Regions from separate parts of the Homo sapiens genome. Here region 2 is linked to region 1. A link is a contact called in ENCODE Hi-C or POLR2A ChIA-PET data. All regions are on one chromosome and are shown on one strand. The core of a region is the stretch at or near the end of the contact, and the rest is flanking DNA. Distances in the headings are between cores, read along the strand shown. Region 1 has its middle 48 kb from the start of TMEM242. Region 2 overlaps ARID1B (AT-rich interaction domain 1B).

What was found. Hi-C counts contacts between places; a loop is a spot of excess contacts on that map. ChIA-PET counts read pairs that join two places held with the same protein, here RNA polymerase II (POLR2A). Pooled maps may share reads with other maps.
Region 2: a loop to region 1 is called in a map of ascending aorta, with 4 times the contacts of the local background. The contact joins two enhancer-like sites. A Hi-C loop is called at or near these places in 7 of 168 maps with a recorded cell type or tissue (CD4-positive, alpha-beta memory T cell, HCT116, ascending aorta and 3 more), 1 of 37 single-sample maps with no recorded cell type and 11 of 50 pooled maps. POLR2A ChIA-PET finds 5 or more read pairs at or near these places in 2 of 52 experiments (activated CD8-positive, alpha-beta T cell and activated CD8-positive, alpha-beta memory T cell).

What each region holds. Positions count from the first base shown.
Region 1 is chr6:157,273,261-157,277,617 of GRCh38, forward strand. No RefSeq gene overlaps it. Among named protein-coding and RNA genes, the nearest start is that of TMEM242, 48 kb to the right of the region's middle. RefSeq lists enhancers at 37-869, 870-1,701 and silencers at 496-655, 1,086-1,175, 1,376-1,935. Within about 2 kb of position 1,296, at least 32 of the 41 ENCODE cell types and tissues checked have a DNase peak (open chromatin) inside an H3K27ac peak, as active enhancers do; they include HCT116, ascending aorta, heart right ventricle and 1 more, where a contact is called at or near this core.
Region 2 is chr6:157,146,071-157,150,797 of GRCh38, forward strand. It overlaps ARID1B (AT-rich interaction domain 1B), which reads left to right. Exons shown (of 20, transcript NM_001374828.1): 8 at 2,554-2,881. Among named protein-coding and RNA genes, the nearest start is that of TMEM242, 180 kb to the right of the region's middle. RefSeq lists enhancers at 1-507, 4,236-4,727. Within about 2 kb of position 3,066, at least 24 of the 41 ENCODE cell types and tissues checked have a DNase peak (open chromatin) inside an H3K27ac peak, as active enhancers do; they include HCT116, ascending aorta, heart right ventricle and 1 more, where a contact is called at or near this core.

The DNA.
Region 1 (4,357 bases), core at 46-2,545:
AACATCTGGACAGGATTTCTCAATCTGGGCACTACCGACATTTTCAGCAGTGAATTCTTTTTTCGTGGGGACCTGTGCTGTGCATGGCAGAATGCTTAGCAGCATCCTGGCCTCTACCCACGAGGTGCCAGTAGCACCCTCTTAGTGTCTCTAGGCAATACCAGAGACGTCCCCTGGGGGAAGAGAGGCAAAACTCCACCCACCAACCCCCTCCCCCCAGCCTCTCATTGAGAACTGCTGATCTGGAGGCACCCTAGTTGTCCGGAGGCGGAGGGAGGAATGGGGCTCCTTGGGGTCAATATGAATTTGTTTTGTATTCCTTGTATTTAAATCCACACAAGAAAGAGCCACTCTACAAAGGGCAGAGTTGTTTCAACTGCAGATGGACTCTTCCGGGACTAGAGGAAAGGATGGGATTTTCTTCTTCGAGGTGCTCTTTAAAAGGACACCCTGAAGCCCGGCAGCTGCAGCCAGGGATGAGACCTCACCAACCAAGGCGACGTAGGTAACAGGGCCCATGGGCCCCCAGGAGGCTCACAGGGAGGGCCCTCCCCTGGCCAGGCCTCGGGTGGGCTGGGTTTGCCGGCTATGCCCCGCCCACACTCGCCCTCCCAGCGGGCCCAGCTCCTATACCCTGCTGGGTGCGTCTTCACTGTGGTTCACAGAGAGACGTTCTCACTGCCTTGCTCTGTGGAAAAGCAGATTGCCGAGGTGGATGGGAGGGATCCCTATTTTGGAAAAATAACATATCACCGTACACACACCCACACGCAGAGGGGAAAATGTGGCAGCAGACACCAAAATATTCCTATAGTTATTGATGGAAGCTGGGATTTCAGGTGCCTTTTTTGCTTATGTTTTCTCATTTTTTGACCTTGAACATGTAGTTACTTATAACAAGAAAAAGTCATTCGAGAAAGTAAAGAAAGTAGACAGAAAATGGCACCTTAAAACCCAAACCGCCAGAAACACCACTTAGATCTCAAAAAGGCACTAGGAAAAGCCCACTTCTGGTTTTTGGGTTTTGGCAGCCACCATGCAGAGGGCGGCCCCTGGGTGCTGAGAGTTCCGGGGTCGGGAGTGGGATACAGGTGGGTAAATGAGGGGCTCCGAGAGGGTGCAGCTGCGGGCGCTGAGGACTGAACTCTCCTGGGAGCACGCGCGGGGGACAGGGAACGGCGGCCACGCCCGGGGACCGACGCTGCAGCCGGGAGGAGGCTCAGTCTCTGCGCCTGGGGGCGTCCAGGGAGATGCCAGGTGGGCGCGGCCAGACGCGGGACCTGGGGACCACGGCACCCGCAGCCACGCCTTCAGGACGCGTGGGCGGGACGGGCTCCGTGGGCTTCTGATGAGGACGGTCGGGGAGATGTCGCCTGCGCGTTTCCGGGAGCCTCCAGTGGCCCCGGTTCCAGGGGACCAGACAGAAAACAAAAGAGCAAAAGGCAGCCAAGGCCTCCAGCTAGGGGTCATCCCCGCAGCCCCGGTCCCGGACGGGGCGGGAGGCCGCTGTGGGGACGCGCCGCCGGGCCTCGCTGTCAGGTCGCCCGCGCCCCGCTCCGCCCGCCCCGTACAGGCGGCGACAGCCCCGCCTAGGCCCGCGCCTCGGCCGCCCTCTGCTGGGCGAAGCGAGCACCACGGCCGAGCGGCGGCCCCGGGAGCGCCGCGGGGACTGCAGAGCGCGGGGAAGCGGCGGCAGCGGAGGCTCGGCCTGGAAGGCAGGGGCCTTGGGGGCGTCCGGGGAGAGGGCCGGGGACATCTGTCCAGCGTGGGCCGTGCGCGGTGCCGAGCGCGCGGGGAGGGCCGAGGAGCTAGACGCGGACCCAGCTCCTCTAGGAGCCGGGAGGGATGGGAGGGACGGAGGGTAAACGGGCAGTGCCGGCCGAAGCCCGGTGGGACTCGGCGGCAGACAGACAGGCGGCTTCCGAGGGAGGACCCGGGGCCGGGCGCGGGCGGCGGGAGGCGAGGCCCTGGAGGCCTGGCGCTTCTCTGCACCGCGAAGACCCGGAGGCTTCAAGCAACAGACGCGGTTCTGGAGGCCGGAAGTCCAGAGTCAAGGTCCCCGAAGGCTGGGGGAGAGAATCTGTTCCATGCCTTTCTCTTGGCCTCTGGGGTACAGGGTCCTCAGTGTTCGGGGCTTGTCTCCCGTCACTCCAGTCTCTGCCTCTGTGGCCACATGGCCCTGTGTCCCTGTGTCTGTCTTTTCTCCTTTTACAAGGACAACAGTGGTCTTGGAGTAGAGCCCACTCTCATCAAATTTAGCTTCATTTTGGACGGGCGCTGTGGCTCACGCCTGCAATCCCAACACTTTGGGAGGCCAAGAAGGGCGAATCACCTGAGGTCAGGAGTTCGAGACCAGCCTGGCCAACATGGTGAAACCCCATCTCTACCCAAAATGCAAAAATTAGCCAGGGGTGGTGGCGGGCGCTTGTAATCCCAGCTACTCAGGAGGCTGAGACAGGAGAATCGCTTGAACCTGGGAGGCGGAGGTTTCAGTGAGCCGAGATCGCGCCACTGCACTCCTGCCTGAGCGACCAAGTGAGACTCCGTTTAAAACAAAACAAAACAAAAAAAACCTCCTGTAATCCCGGCACTTTGGGAGTCCAAGGCAGGCGGATCACCTGAGGTCAGGAGTTTGTGACTAGCCTAGCCAACATGATGAAACCCCATCTCTACTAAAAGTACGAAAAATTAGGCTGGTGGCGGGTGCCTGTAATCCCAGTCACTCAGGAGGCTGAGACAGGAGAATCGCTTGAACCTAGGAGGCGGAGATTGCAGTGAGCTGAGATCGCGCCACTGTACTCCAGCCTGGGTGATAGAGTGAGACAGCGTCCCCCTCTCAAAATAAATAAATAAAAATAAAATAAATAAAGTGTGTGTGTATACATACATAGCTTCATTTTAACTTGCTGAAAATGGAAAGGCCTGATTTTCAAAGAAGGCTTCAACACTGAAATCTTCAACACCAGGGGTTTGGACTTTAACATACCTTTTGTGGGGACACAGTTCCACATACAGCAGGCCTGTTCCAGGTGGGCGTGCAAAGTCCACAGGGCTTCACTCCCAAGGCAGAGAGAACCTTGAAAGTTGTCATGATCTCACCTCACCGGAGTGGCCCTAGAAGGCAAGAGCCCAGCCCTGAGTCCCAGCAAGGAGGATTCCAAGCACTTCCACTCCCCAGGGAGGGAGGGGGCCTGGGGACTGCTTGGGGTTTTAGATCAACCCATGTATTGTAGGCAACGATTATTTTATTCTCAAAAAACAAACATGCCACAAATATCCCTCCTTCACTTTCTTTAGTTAGAAGAGCAAGCCATGTTCACTGAGGGAAAATGGGGAAAGTAGATTATAAAGGTTTAAAATTCCAGTGCCCCATGATGGCCGCACACGAAAAGGTGCATCTGTCTACCTAAGTGGGTTGGATGTCACTGTCTGCAGTGGAATAATGCCACATGCCAACCTTTCTGGAACTATGACTTTTGCCGTCACTTTTTGAGTTTAGTTTCCTAGACTCATCAATAGGGCTGTTCTCTGAAAATATGACCTGCAGTTAGGACTCGGTGCCTCTATAAATGGCAGGTGCTTTGCTCATGTGGCTCAGAAGATGTGGAGAGTCTGGGCCTGTCTTGAGGAGGTGAGCTTGGGGAGGGTGCCCCTTGGCCACAGGCGCCACGCTCTGGCAGGACCAGGGGATGTGACCTTCTAAGGAGACACGACCCTGGTAAATAAGCAAGATAGCTGCCGGAAGAATAAGGCGGAAAGTGTCCAGAAAGGATGGGGGTGGGGAAGAGACCCAGGGGTCTCGCAGGCCAGGAGCAGGGCCAGGCTGGCTGTGGGAGAGTTGAGAAAGAGGGGGTGCAGGGGCTGCACGGAGAGGGGAGTGTGTGTGTGTGTGTGTGTGTGTACTGCTTCTTTTGAACAATGTAGAGTTCTCTATTACAATTGCTACATACCAATAGCCTTAAATGACAAACTAATCTCACAGAGTAAGATTTCAAAAAATAAAGGACTGAAATAAAGGCATGCACTGGGCTCTCTCTCATGGTGTCTTTTCCCCCCCTCCGAGATAAGAAACTTCCTTTGTTCTAACCTGGGAAGCTCAGGGATCTCCGTTCAGCCAGAACCGGAACTCTCTTTAGAGTTAAACCCACAACAGAAGAGCCTCCATTTCCCTCTTCTGCACTCCAACCAGCAGGGAAGCCCTTCTCTCCTCTGGTCCCACTCATGGCAGACAATAAGGAATGACATGGAATCTCCATTCGAGCGCATAAATACTCCAACTGTTTTCCTCCAGCCAGAAGTGACTCCACATTTCCCAGCCTCCCAGTCAAGCTAGTCCCAGCTAGCTAAGCATAATGCC
Region 2 (4,727 bases), core at 1,816-4,315, 130 kb before region 1:
CTCCCCTCTATCCCCCCGTCAGCCACACACAGCGCCCCAGTGGCTGTCCCAAGTCAGTCTGCCCTTGCCATTAAGCCGGTGTCCCCAGCCTCTCAGCCATAAGTGCCCTTTCCCCTCTTCTGCCACAGTCCCCAGCCAACAATGAAACCCCCATCAAGTGGCACCAACAATTTTGATACTTTACATCCATTATATGGTTTAATCCTGAGAACACCTCTTCATGTGGACAGTGTTAGGATTATCTGTTTTACAGAGAAGAGAATGAAACAAGAAAAGATGCAAGCAACTCCCCTAAGGTCCTACAGGCAGGCAGTGCAGAGGCTCACCCAGCTGCAGGCTCTCCCAGCCCCTGAAGCCAGCTCCTGAGGGTTCAGCTCCAGAAGTGCTCATTCAGAGGACTCTCCACCAACCCCCACCAAGGGGACCCTCAAGCCCTCAGCCCCCATCAGACTCACTCTCCCTTCTCTCTTGCACTTTTCACATTGCATGCTTTGTTTTGCTTTTATCCTTTTTCTTGTTTTCACCCTTGCTGCTTTACTGCACACACACACACATGCATACCCATACGTGCACGTGCATGCACACACACACACATACCCATGTAGATGTGAGCTTCTCGAGTGCAAGAACTGGATTGTATTTAGCTTTACGTCACCTGTGCCTAGAACAGCTTCTGGAATGTAGTAAGTGTATAGTTATGTTACATGGATGGAGAAAGGCTTCCAAAAAATAGTAAGGACTGATTGGGAAACACTAATCCATATTCCACACACACTTGTCTTTCGCATTTATGTAATTTCAACATTCAGTTATCAGGAGGCAGCACATTTTATTGGTCAAATACATGGGTCCCCGAGCCAGTTTGCTTGAGCTTCAGTACTAATCTTCTAGCTCTTGATTTTTCTCATTTGTAAATGGAGTCCTGGGGTATCTATATTTCATGTGGTTATTGGAAGAAATGAATGAATTCATTGGTGCAAAGCACTTAACCAAGTGCCCAGCACACACTGTGGTTCAGCAGCTGTTATGATTGAAGTAGTATCATGTGTACCTTTGATTTACTTGAATCTATCTACACACAATCAAAAGGTGTGAAAGGAAAGGGAAAACAACTGCCATCCCTCACCCCCGCCTCCGGCCCTGCCCTCCGTCCCTCACCTCCGACCCTGCCGTCCGTCCCCCACCCCAGCCTCCGACCCTGCCCGCCAGCCCTCACCCCCGCCTCCGACCCTGCCCTCCGTCCCTCACCTCCGCCTCCGACCCTGACCTCCGTCCCTCACCCCCGCCTCCGGCCCTGCCCGCCAGCCCTCACCCCCGCCTCCGACCCTGCCATCCGTCCCTCACCTCCGCCTCCGACCCTGACCTCCGTCCCTCACCCCCGCCTCCGGCCCTGACCTCCGTCCCTCACCTCCGCCTCCGACCCTGACCTCCGTCCCTCACCCCCGCCTCCGGCCCTGACCTCCGTCCCTCACCTCCGCCTCCGACCCTGCCCTCCGTCCCTCACCTCCGCCTCCGGCCCTGCCCGCCGTCCCCCACCCCCGCCTCCGACCCTGCCCTCCGTCCCCCACCCCAGCCTCCGACCCTGCCCGCCAGCCCTCACCCCCGCCTCCGACCCTGCCCTCCGTCCCTCACCCCCGCCTCCGACCCTGCCCTCCGTCCCTCACCTCCGCCTCCGACCCTGCCCTCCGTCCCTCACCTCCGCCTCCGGCCCTGCCCTCCGTCCCTCACCTCCGCCTCCGGCCCTGCCCGCCGTCCCCCACCCCCGCCTCCGGCCCTGCCCGCCAGCCCTCACCCCCTTCTCCGACCCTGCCCTCCGTCCCTCACCTCCGCCTCCGACCCTGCCCGCCCGCCCTCACCCTCGCCTTTGACCCTGCCCGCCAGCTCTCCTGCTGCCGTGTGCCGTGCTTGTGCTGGGACAGTTTTCCGAGATGTGGCAGCCAGCACAAACCAGCTGCTCGATCTGGTACTCAAGCAAAAAAAGAAAGAAAGAAAGAAAAATATTATTCCCAACTTAGAGGAAAACTGGGGCTCATGTCAGGTTCCCGCGTGACACCTTCCTGTGGGGTTTTAAAGGATGATTTTGACCATATGTGCATGTCGTCTTACACGTTGTCTTTTTGAGCCCTTTCACATGACTGTTGAAGGTAGCAGTGATCTAGTGGTGTGATCTCAAGAGTGGTGCTCACCATTTTGGTTAAAATATAAGAATATGTGGTGTTGAATGGATTGAGGCAGCACTCGGTGTCCCTTGCCTATTCATAGGGTTTGTTTTTTGTTTTTTTGTTTGTTTCTTTTTATGACCAGCCTGAATTTCTCTTCATCAGTGCAGTGGTCCTCTGGGGCTGTCTGTATTTGAGTCACTCTCTGAGGGCCTGGGAGTGTGCAGAGAGAGCATGTTTGAGACTGGCAGCTGCACCAGCAGCAACAGGAAGGGCCTATAACGGTCATGACTAATACTCCGTGCTGATCGCATTGTTGGACAAAAAGTATTTCCAGTGAATGTTGTCACAAGTTTAAATAAAAGGCTTTACTTTGTGTTTGCTTTTTGTTTAGGTAACTACTCCAGACCCCCAGCGTATAGTGGGGTGCCCAGTGCAAGCTACAGCGGCCCAGGGCCCGGTATGGGTATCAGTGCCAACAACCAGATGCATGGACAAGGGCCAAGCCAGCCATGTGGTGCTGTGCCCCTGGGACGAATGCCATCAGCTGGGATGCAGAACAGACCATTTCCTGGAAATATGAGCAGCATGACCCCCAGTTCTCCTGGCATGTCTCAGCAGGGAGGGCCAGGAATGGGGCCGCCAATGCCAACTGTGAACCGTAAGGCACAGGAGGCAGCCGCAGCAGTGATGCAGGCTGCTGCGAACTCAGCACAAAGCAGGTACGCCACCCAGGAGCACGCCCCGGGCAGGTACGCTGTGTGTCTACCCGTGACCACGTGACTGCGCACATAGCTGCATTGTTCCCTGGGGTCACACAGAGCAGTAGAATGTCACTGTGCTTGGCCGTTCTTTTTGTGTTAAATATATTCTGTAGCATCGAGGTCAGAGAACTAAGTGACAAACCATGTTTTATGATACATGAGGAAGGAATGTGAGCGGTGAGCACATCAGTCGTGGGAGGTGATTTGAAATGCCTGTGAATAGTCATTGCAGCAGCAAACCAGATCTGGTTGCACAGGGAAGTGTCTGCGTGGTACCAATTGAAGCAGTGACTTTTAAGCAGGAAATACGCTTAGGAACGATTTAAAATCTAAAACATTCAAAAGGAACACACTCCCCACCTTTTTTTCACCCTACCACAAGAATCTTCCTAAAATACAAACTTCGTATGTATACATACGTGTATTGTGTGTTTGTCTAAATGTATATGTGTGAGATTTATATACTTGACATTCTTATGTTATATTTTATTTTTCCAGGCATATCTATCTGTCCAAACCAAAATGTGGTTTAAAAAGCAAATATAATATTTTAGAAAGTTTGAGTTGATAAAAGGCTTTAGCTACAATTACTTACTCATTTTTAATCCCGACTTAAAAATTAATTTTGAAGTAAATACTTGACCTGGATAAAAATAACATAATTAAAAATTTATAAGGCAAAGGTGAATATGTTTTAAAAGCACATGTAAATATGTTTTAAAGCAACATACTTTGAAAGATGTGTATCTTAATGATATCTTCAGAAGCAAAGTAGAAGATTCCGATTTTTGTCAAAGGGAAGCAAAAGCTAAGGTGTGTGTGCGTGTGTGCATGTGTGTGCGTGTGTTTTTAAATGTGTCTTTTGTTACTTTTCCTCTGAAGCTGCTATCTGGGGAATGTGGGACCCCTCCAGTCTTATTGTTTTTTCCAAATAATAATAAATTTCCCTTGAGGAAATAAAATGAAAATCAATCATTATCTTTCTTTCTGTCTCCACATTACAATTACTTAAAATCTTCTGAACTCCAGCAGTCTAGCCCTCTGCCGAACCTACACAGGCTTTAGGGAATATTTTTGTAAACCTGTCTGTGAAAACTGGTTTGGCTGTTGAAATTGAAGTTCTAATTCAAGTTTAAATGAATTGTCCATTGTTGCAACTCATAAAGCGCAAGTTATTTTCTTTTTTTAAGTAGAAAGTATTTGATTGCATTTGGCACGCAGCCTTTGGAGGGACCTCAGAAGATAGCCACAGAGAGCCAGGCCTGATTTTGTGTGGTTACAAAGCTACGCGTGCCCCCTCTCTGAGTCAGTGTTTATGTCATCCTGTAGCAATCAATATATAAATACACATCCATGCATTGCCATTTTCCGTTTCTAATGCGTAGACCATTCCAAAGCCTTGCCTTCAACTTACTGCCCATTTTAGCTCACCAGGAGTTTAAATGGGGGCTGTATATCTTCTTGTTTGCTTTTACCAAAGTCAAAGCTATACTTTAAAATGGTAAATGGAGATTAGAATTGAGAATATTACTTTTCTCTGCCTGTCCCCACCCTTTCGTTGGAGGCATTTTCTGTACCCCCCACCCCTCAGGCAGCGGCAGGATGCAGGGTATTCAACTTGCCTCCATGGTCTGTAAGCCCCGCACCTATGTGTGGGGGTGACAGATATACAGGGCTCATGCTTGTGCATCAGAACAAATCCCAAGAAGCTGTTCTTCTGTTCCACTTTAGGCCACCATACATTAGGTCGCCTGCTTATCCCAGCCAGTCTGGGGCTGGCGGACGCCCCATGTTTTCTTCCCAG